Regions from separate parts of the Homo sapiens genome. Here region 2 is linked to region 1. A link is a contact called in ENCODE Hi-C or POLR2A ChIA-PET data. All regions are on one chromosome and are shown on one strand. The core of a region is the stretch at or near the end of the contact, and the rest is flanking DNA. Distances in the headings are between cores, read along the strand shown. Region 1 holds the start of CAMKK1 (calcium/calmodulin dependent protein kinase kinase 1). Region 2 overlaps NTN1 (netrin 1).

Region 1 (2,724 bases), core at 172-2,671:
GAGGAGTTACATCTGGAGAGAAAGCCCCCTCACTCATTGTGCTGGCCTCAGGGATGGCTTCCTAGAGGAGGTGGCACCTGAGCTCTCTTCTGAGCACTGAGCAGGATTTCAGGATGAGGCGAGGATGGAAGTTTGCACTGTGCATATAGGAGAGTCATTTCCTGGCTGGGACTCCGGGCTTGGTTTGGGGGTGGGGAGAGCTTGGTGGACAGAGCCCAGGAGGCCCCCAAAGCCAGGGGGAGGTTGTGAGCAGGGGAGTGCCTCGGTTAGGTGAGGTTTAAAACGACTCCCATGGCTGCTGTGAGGACTGACGGTGGGAGACCGAGGAAGAGGCGAAGGGTCCCCAGAGTGTGTGCGCCTGGGACGCAGTGGGGGGTCAATTTGTATGTACTGGAGGAAAGAGGGCAGGGCTTGGGGAGGCCAGCGCCACTTCCCTGGGATCCTCCAGCGCGCACAGGCTGTGTGCCCCTCCCACACTCCTGTGCCCGCCCTGCGGACACCACCAAGGCCCGGTCCTGTGGCCTGTGACACAGCCTTCTCTGCACAGCCCTGCAACGCCAAGACTTGAGCACACCCCCTCCCCTGACAGGCACACGCCCGTGTCCGCGTGACCCGCCCTCACACACCACTCCATCCTGTCCTGCACCCCCCACGCAGACACAGGCACACTCCCGCGTCCACGTGACACACGCACACCCGCCTCCAAACAGCACACGCAGGTCCCTGCGCACGTGGACACCCCCCCAGCCACCAGCCCTGCGCCTCCCGGGCCCCGAAGCCGCAGCGCCCGCCTCTGCCGCCCCCTCTCGCCCCAGCCAAGGCAGGACCCTGCGCAGCCTGAGCCGCGCGCCGCCGCCGCCCCATTCATCTCCCACCCCGCCCCCGGCTCCTGCAGGAAGACGCTCCGGCGGGCCGTGGGAGGAGCGCTCCGCGGAGAACCGCACGTGGGTGCCCCGGGCCGGGCCCACTCCGCACAGACGTGGCCTCCACCAGGAGCCGGGCGCGGGGGACAGTGCACCGGGGATGGATGCGGTCCGCAGACAGAAGCGGGGAAGAACGCAGACGGCGGGGCACCCGCGGCGATGCGGTCCCGGCGGCCGGCGCAGACCCGAGCAGACTCCGCGAGGCACCCCGCAGACCCGGCCCCGCAGACAGAAGGGGAAGGATCCCCGCCCTGACCAGATCCCAGCTCCCTCGTAGACGCGGCCTGGCAGACCCCCCCCGCCTCTCCCTTGCAGGCTCGGGGCAGGTGTTAAGGCGTTCGTCCTCCTGCTCCTCGCCCGCGTCCCCGCCCCGCCGATCCCTACCTGGGCGCCGGGCGACAGTGTCCGCGGCCCGGCGGGCGGCCCCACTCGCTCCTGCTGCGCGCCCCGCCCCGCCCCGCCCCGCCCCACCGCCTCGCTGGGGCCCAGATCGCCGAGCTCAGCCCGCGGGCGCCGCGGCTCCGGGCAGCGCTCGCTGCCCCGCCCACCGCCGCGCCCGGCCGGCGCTCATTGGTCGGAGCGAACGGCCCCGCCAGCGCCGCCCAATCGGAGCCCGGGACTCCCGCCCCCTCCTGGACTAAGGGACCGCGGTGGGCGGCGCGGTAGGGGCCCTCCCTCCCCTGCGGCGGGGCCGACCTCGCCACGCCCCCGGCGTCCTGGGGTCCCCGAAGTCCCTCCCGGCCGCGGCGTGGGCCCTTCTCCTGGGCCTGCAGGGGACCGTGCTTCCCCGCCAAACCCTTTGCGCCCCCATCCCGGCCTGCAGGAGCCAGAGCGCCCCTCCCTCCCGGGCGAGGCGCGGTGCGTGCGAGGGAGGGGCGAGGCCCGGGGAGGAAGGCCTTGAATGGCAGGCCCAGGAGTGTAGCTTCTGCGGGGCGGGGGCAGAGAGGCCGAGAGGTGGCTTAGCACAGAGTGAAGTGCTTGCTCGGTGAGCCGGCGACAGGAATGGCCTAGCGAGGGCCGAGGGAGTAGAGGGAACTCAGCAGGACAGTGAGGTGACCTTCGCTGTGGCTGTTCCTGGGGACTCTGCCGCCACCTCTTCCCCTAACGCCTCCGCGTGTGAATCCTCTGGCACCACCACTTGCCCCATATCCTTCCCCCAAATCTAACCTCCTGCGTCCCTGTCTCGAAGTGGAGCCAGGAGCCTGGGAGTCACCTGCTGCCTCCCTGTTTCCTGCTCCAACCAGTCCATCTCCAGGCCCTGCCATACTGCCTCTTAACTATCCCTGGAATCGGCCCACTCCTCTCCACCCCACTTCCCCTCCCTTAGCTCAGGCTACCACCATCTTGTCCCTGATTGCTGCAGCAGCCTCCTCCCTGGCCTCCAGCCCCATCCAGTCTCACCTCCTACTAGCCTTTCTCTCCCTGGCACCCAGAGCAAGTTTTCAGGAACACAAGTCCACCGAGAGGCATTTTCTATGGCTCACCGTGAGAATAGGTCTAATCAAGCCCTGTATAGCCTTACTCCCAGCCACCTGCCTGTTTAACGCCTACTCGTCTTTCAGGGTTCAATTCAATCCTACTTCTGCCTGGAAACCTTCTCCATGACCTCCCCACTTCCAGCATGGGTTAGTGGCCCCACCCAGGTACTTCCTTGTACCTGGCATCTGTTTACCTGCTGGTTCCTCATTGGGACTGGGAGCTCCTGGATGGCAAGCACTGTGCCTGATTCGTCCAGCACACAGCCTGTCGCATGGCACAGGTGCTCAGTGGATGTTGTTGAATGAATAATTCCAGCAACTTG
Region 2 (2,749 bases), core at 55-2,554, 5.3 Mb after region 1:
CTCTGGAAAAGGCACTACGGCCACCCCAAAGGGTGGGTTCTCATCTTCTGTCCCTGAGCATTGAGGACCCATTATGGTTTTCTGAGGCTGGTTGGAGGGCCAGGCTGTGTGTGGAGTGTCATGAGGGCTGGTGTAAAGTGACTTGGGCCTTTGGAGAAGCGCACCCCTGAGGAACCTCCCTCTCCCCGCCAGCACTGCTCTCACCCGAGCGCCTGCCCTGGGCAGACAGCTTGCCCAGAGTGCTGGGGGCGTGGTCAGCACCTGTAGGCTTCCTGGACAAAGTGGGCCTTGACAAGGCCAGGAGATGGCTTGTCCCGACGGCAGTGCTGGGTGGCACCCTCACAGCGTGGGAGGCAAGGCTTCTTGGCCCTGTTGTTAGCAGGTGGGGGTCTACGATCAGCTTGCCACCACCCACGCGCTCCTGTATGGGCCACTCTGTGCAGTCACTTCCTGGGGCTGGGTCTCCTTTCCCTTCTCCCCAGGCTCAGGCAGGGCGGACCTAGCCACAGCAGCTGGGAGCCCACCCGTCTGCCTGTGCTTCCTTGCAGCCGTCCAGATCCACATCCTGAAGGCGGACAAGGCGGGGGACTGGTGGAAGTTCACGGTGAACATCATCTCCGTGTATAAGCAGGGCACGAGCCGCATCCGCCGCGGTGACCAGAGCCTGTGGATCCGCTCGCGGGACATCGCCTGCAAGTGTCCCAAAATCAAGCCCCTCAAGAAGTACCTGCTGCTGGGCAACGCGGAGGACTCTCCGGACCAGAGCGGCATCGTGGCCGATAAAAGCAGCCTGGTGATCCAGTGGCGGGACACGTGGGCGCGGCGGCTGCGCAAGTTCCAGCAGCGTGAGAAGAAGGGCAAGTGCAAGAAGGCCTAGCGCCGAGGCAGCGGGCGGGCGGGCGGGCGGGCGCCAGGGCGGGGCCGAGCGAGAGCGGGCGCCTTGGCCCGGCCGCCGCGGACTTGGCCCGCGAGGGCTTTCCCAGGTGGGGGGAGGGAGGGGGCGGGGCCGCACGGCGCGGGGGGCGGGACCCTCGGCGGCCCCTCCCCCTACCCCCACCCTGCGCGCTCTGGGCGGGAGCCGCGTGCACGCGGGGCGGGGTGCGCCGCCGGCCGGGCCCTGGAGAAATGACGAGACGTAGCTACCTCACGGGGCTCCTTCCAGAGCAGAGACGCGCTTCCCTGGGCCTGGGCGCGGCCGCCGTGGAGGGGCTGGGGGCAGCCTGCCCTGGGGCCCGGGGGCGGGCGCAGAATCGCACAACTGGGGCCCCAGGCGCGGGGCGTGGATGGCGCGGAGACGTGGACGGGAGGAGAACTGTGAATTCTCAAGCCCGTAGTGTGGGCGGGGCGCGGAGCACCCACCAAACCACCACCCGACACGCAGCCGACGGGATCCCCCCCTTTCTCCCCGGCCCCTTCTAGCAGTTCCCCGCGGGCCACCTGGCTGTCACAGCCTGGACTCCTCCATCTGAAGGGGCCTGGCAGCATTTGGGGAGTGGACAGCTCCTGTCCAGCCAGCATGCCCCAGGCGGCCTCTGTCTCCACTGCTACCTGCTGAGTGGGTCCTACTGGGTGGGGGCTTGGGGTCGGTGAGTGGTTCACCTGTGGAGAGAGGAGAGGAAGCCCCTGCTGCTGCCTGTCTCTGCCCCTGCCCCTGCCCCTGCCCAGCGTGGGGCTGGCCCATCCGGAAGGCAGTGGGCCCAGGGACACCCCTGAGAAGCCCAAGCCGGGTGGTCACCGCCTCATGCTGGAGCTGCCTGTTGGAGGAGGCATCGCAAACGCAAAACCTCCCAGAGAGTTTCCTTTTGGAAACTTGGAACCAGCCCTTTTTATGACGTTTTCCAGGGGGAGGGGGAGGGGCACTGGCTGGGTTTACGGCAGTGACACTATTTATGTAAATGACATCAGCTCCCGCAAGGCCCCTCAGCAATGTCAACAGCTGGAAAGGGCCTGAACGGGCTTGGAGTCTGCAGGCTGCGAAGGCACTTGGGCCTGGCTTGGGGCCGGGGGCTTGTTTGAGCTGGGATGGGGTTTGCTGGCTCAGTGAAGTACCAGAGTGCCTGAGCCATGGGTGGGCAGGGGCACAGGAATGACCAGGTTCCTGGGGGCCAAGGAGGCCATGCTGGCTTCTCCAAGGGAAGGCACAGAGGCTGCCGGCCTGCCCCCTACAGCTGTCTTGGGTCTGGCCTGGGCCACACCTTGACCGTGCCTTTCCAGACGGTCTTTGTGGAGTCTGCCCGTGCCCTCCACTGTGCCCCAGCCCTCCTTCCAAAATCTCCTAGAGACACGGTCCTCAAGCAGGCAGCCCCTTTTGTTCTGACCTCCTCACACAGGGTCCATTCCTGTGCCCTGGGGCCTCCTGGCTCCCTGCCTTCCTGGGCTCTCTGCACTGCCCGGGCCTCTGGCCCACATCCTCACACCCGGCGCACTGAATTAAGAGGCCTGGCTCCCCTCACAGTCAGGAAATTGGTTTCACTTTCCCGGCCAGAGTTTGGCTGCTCAAAAGGGTCATACCAAGTATGAAGCTCGGCCCCCGGTGGTCTGGCTTCCCTCCGCCTTCCCCACATTTACCCGCATCACGGCTGCCATTTATTGAGCACCTGCTGTGTGCCAGGCACTTTACCCACATGCTCCCAGTGTGTACTCATGACAACCCTGTGGGACAGGGACTCATTATCACCAGCAAGGAGACTGGAGTACACGTGCCCAAGGTCATGCTGCAAATTGGTGGCAGGACTGGGGCTCAAACTCC

The links. Hi-C counts contacts between places; a loop is a spot of excess contacts on that map. ChIA-PET counts read pairs that join two places held with the same protein, here RNA polymerase II (POLR2A). Pooled maps may share reads with other maps.
Region 2: a map of ascending aorta shows a loop between it and region 1 (6-fold over the local background). The contact joins the enhancer-like site here to the promoter of CAMKK1 in region 1. A Hi-C loop is called at or near these places in 1 of 168 maps with a recorded cell type or tissue (ascending aorta) and 7 of 50 pooled maps. POLR2A ChIA-PET finds 5 or more read pairs at or near these places in 1 of 52 experiments (activated naive CD4-positive, alpha-beta T cell).

The regions. Positions count from the first base shown.
Region 1 is chr17:3,891,632-3,894,355 of GRCh38, forward strand. It overlaps CAMKK1 (calcium/calmodulin dependent protein kinase kinase 1), which reads right to left and starts at 1,422. Exons shown (of 16, transcript NM_032294.3): 1 at 1,308-1,422. RefSeq lists silencers at 729-978, 1,119-1,298, 1,329-1,868.
Region 2 is chr17:9,239,092-9,241,840 of GRCh38, forward strand. NTN1 (netrin 1) reads left to right here. Exons shown (of 7, transcript NM_004822.3): 7 at 549-2,749. The coding sequence ends at 877. Among named protein-coding and RNA genes, the nearest start is that of NTN1, 220 kb to the left of the region's middle. RefSeq lists a silencer at 892-1,341. Within about 2 kb of position 1,305, at least 27 of the 41 ENCODE cell types and tissues checked have a DNase peak (open chromatin) inside an H3K27ac peak, as active enhancers do; they include ascending aorta, where a contact is called at or near this core.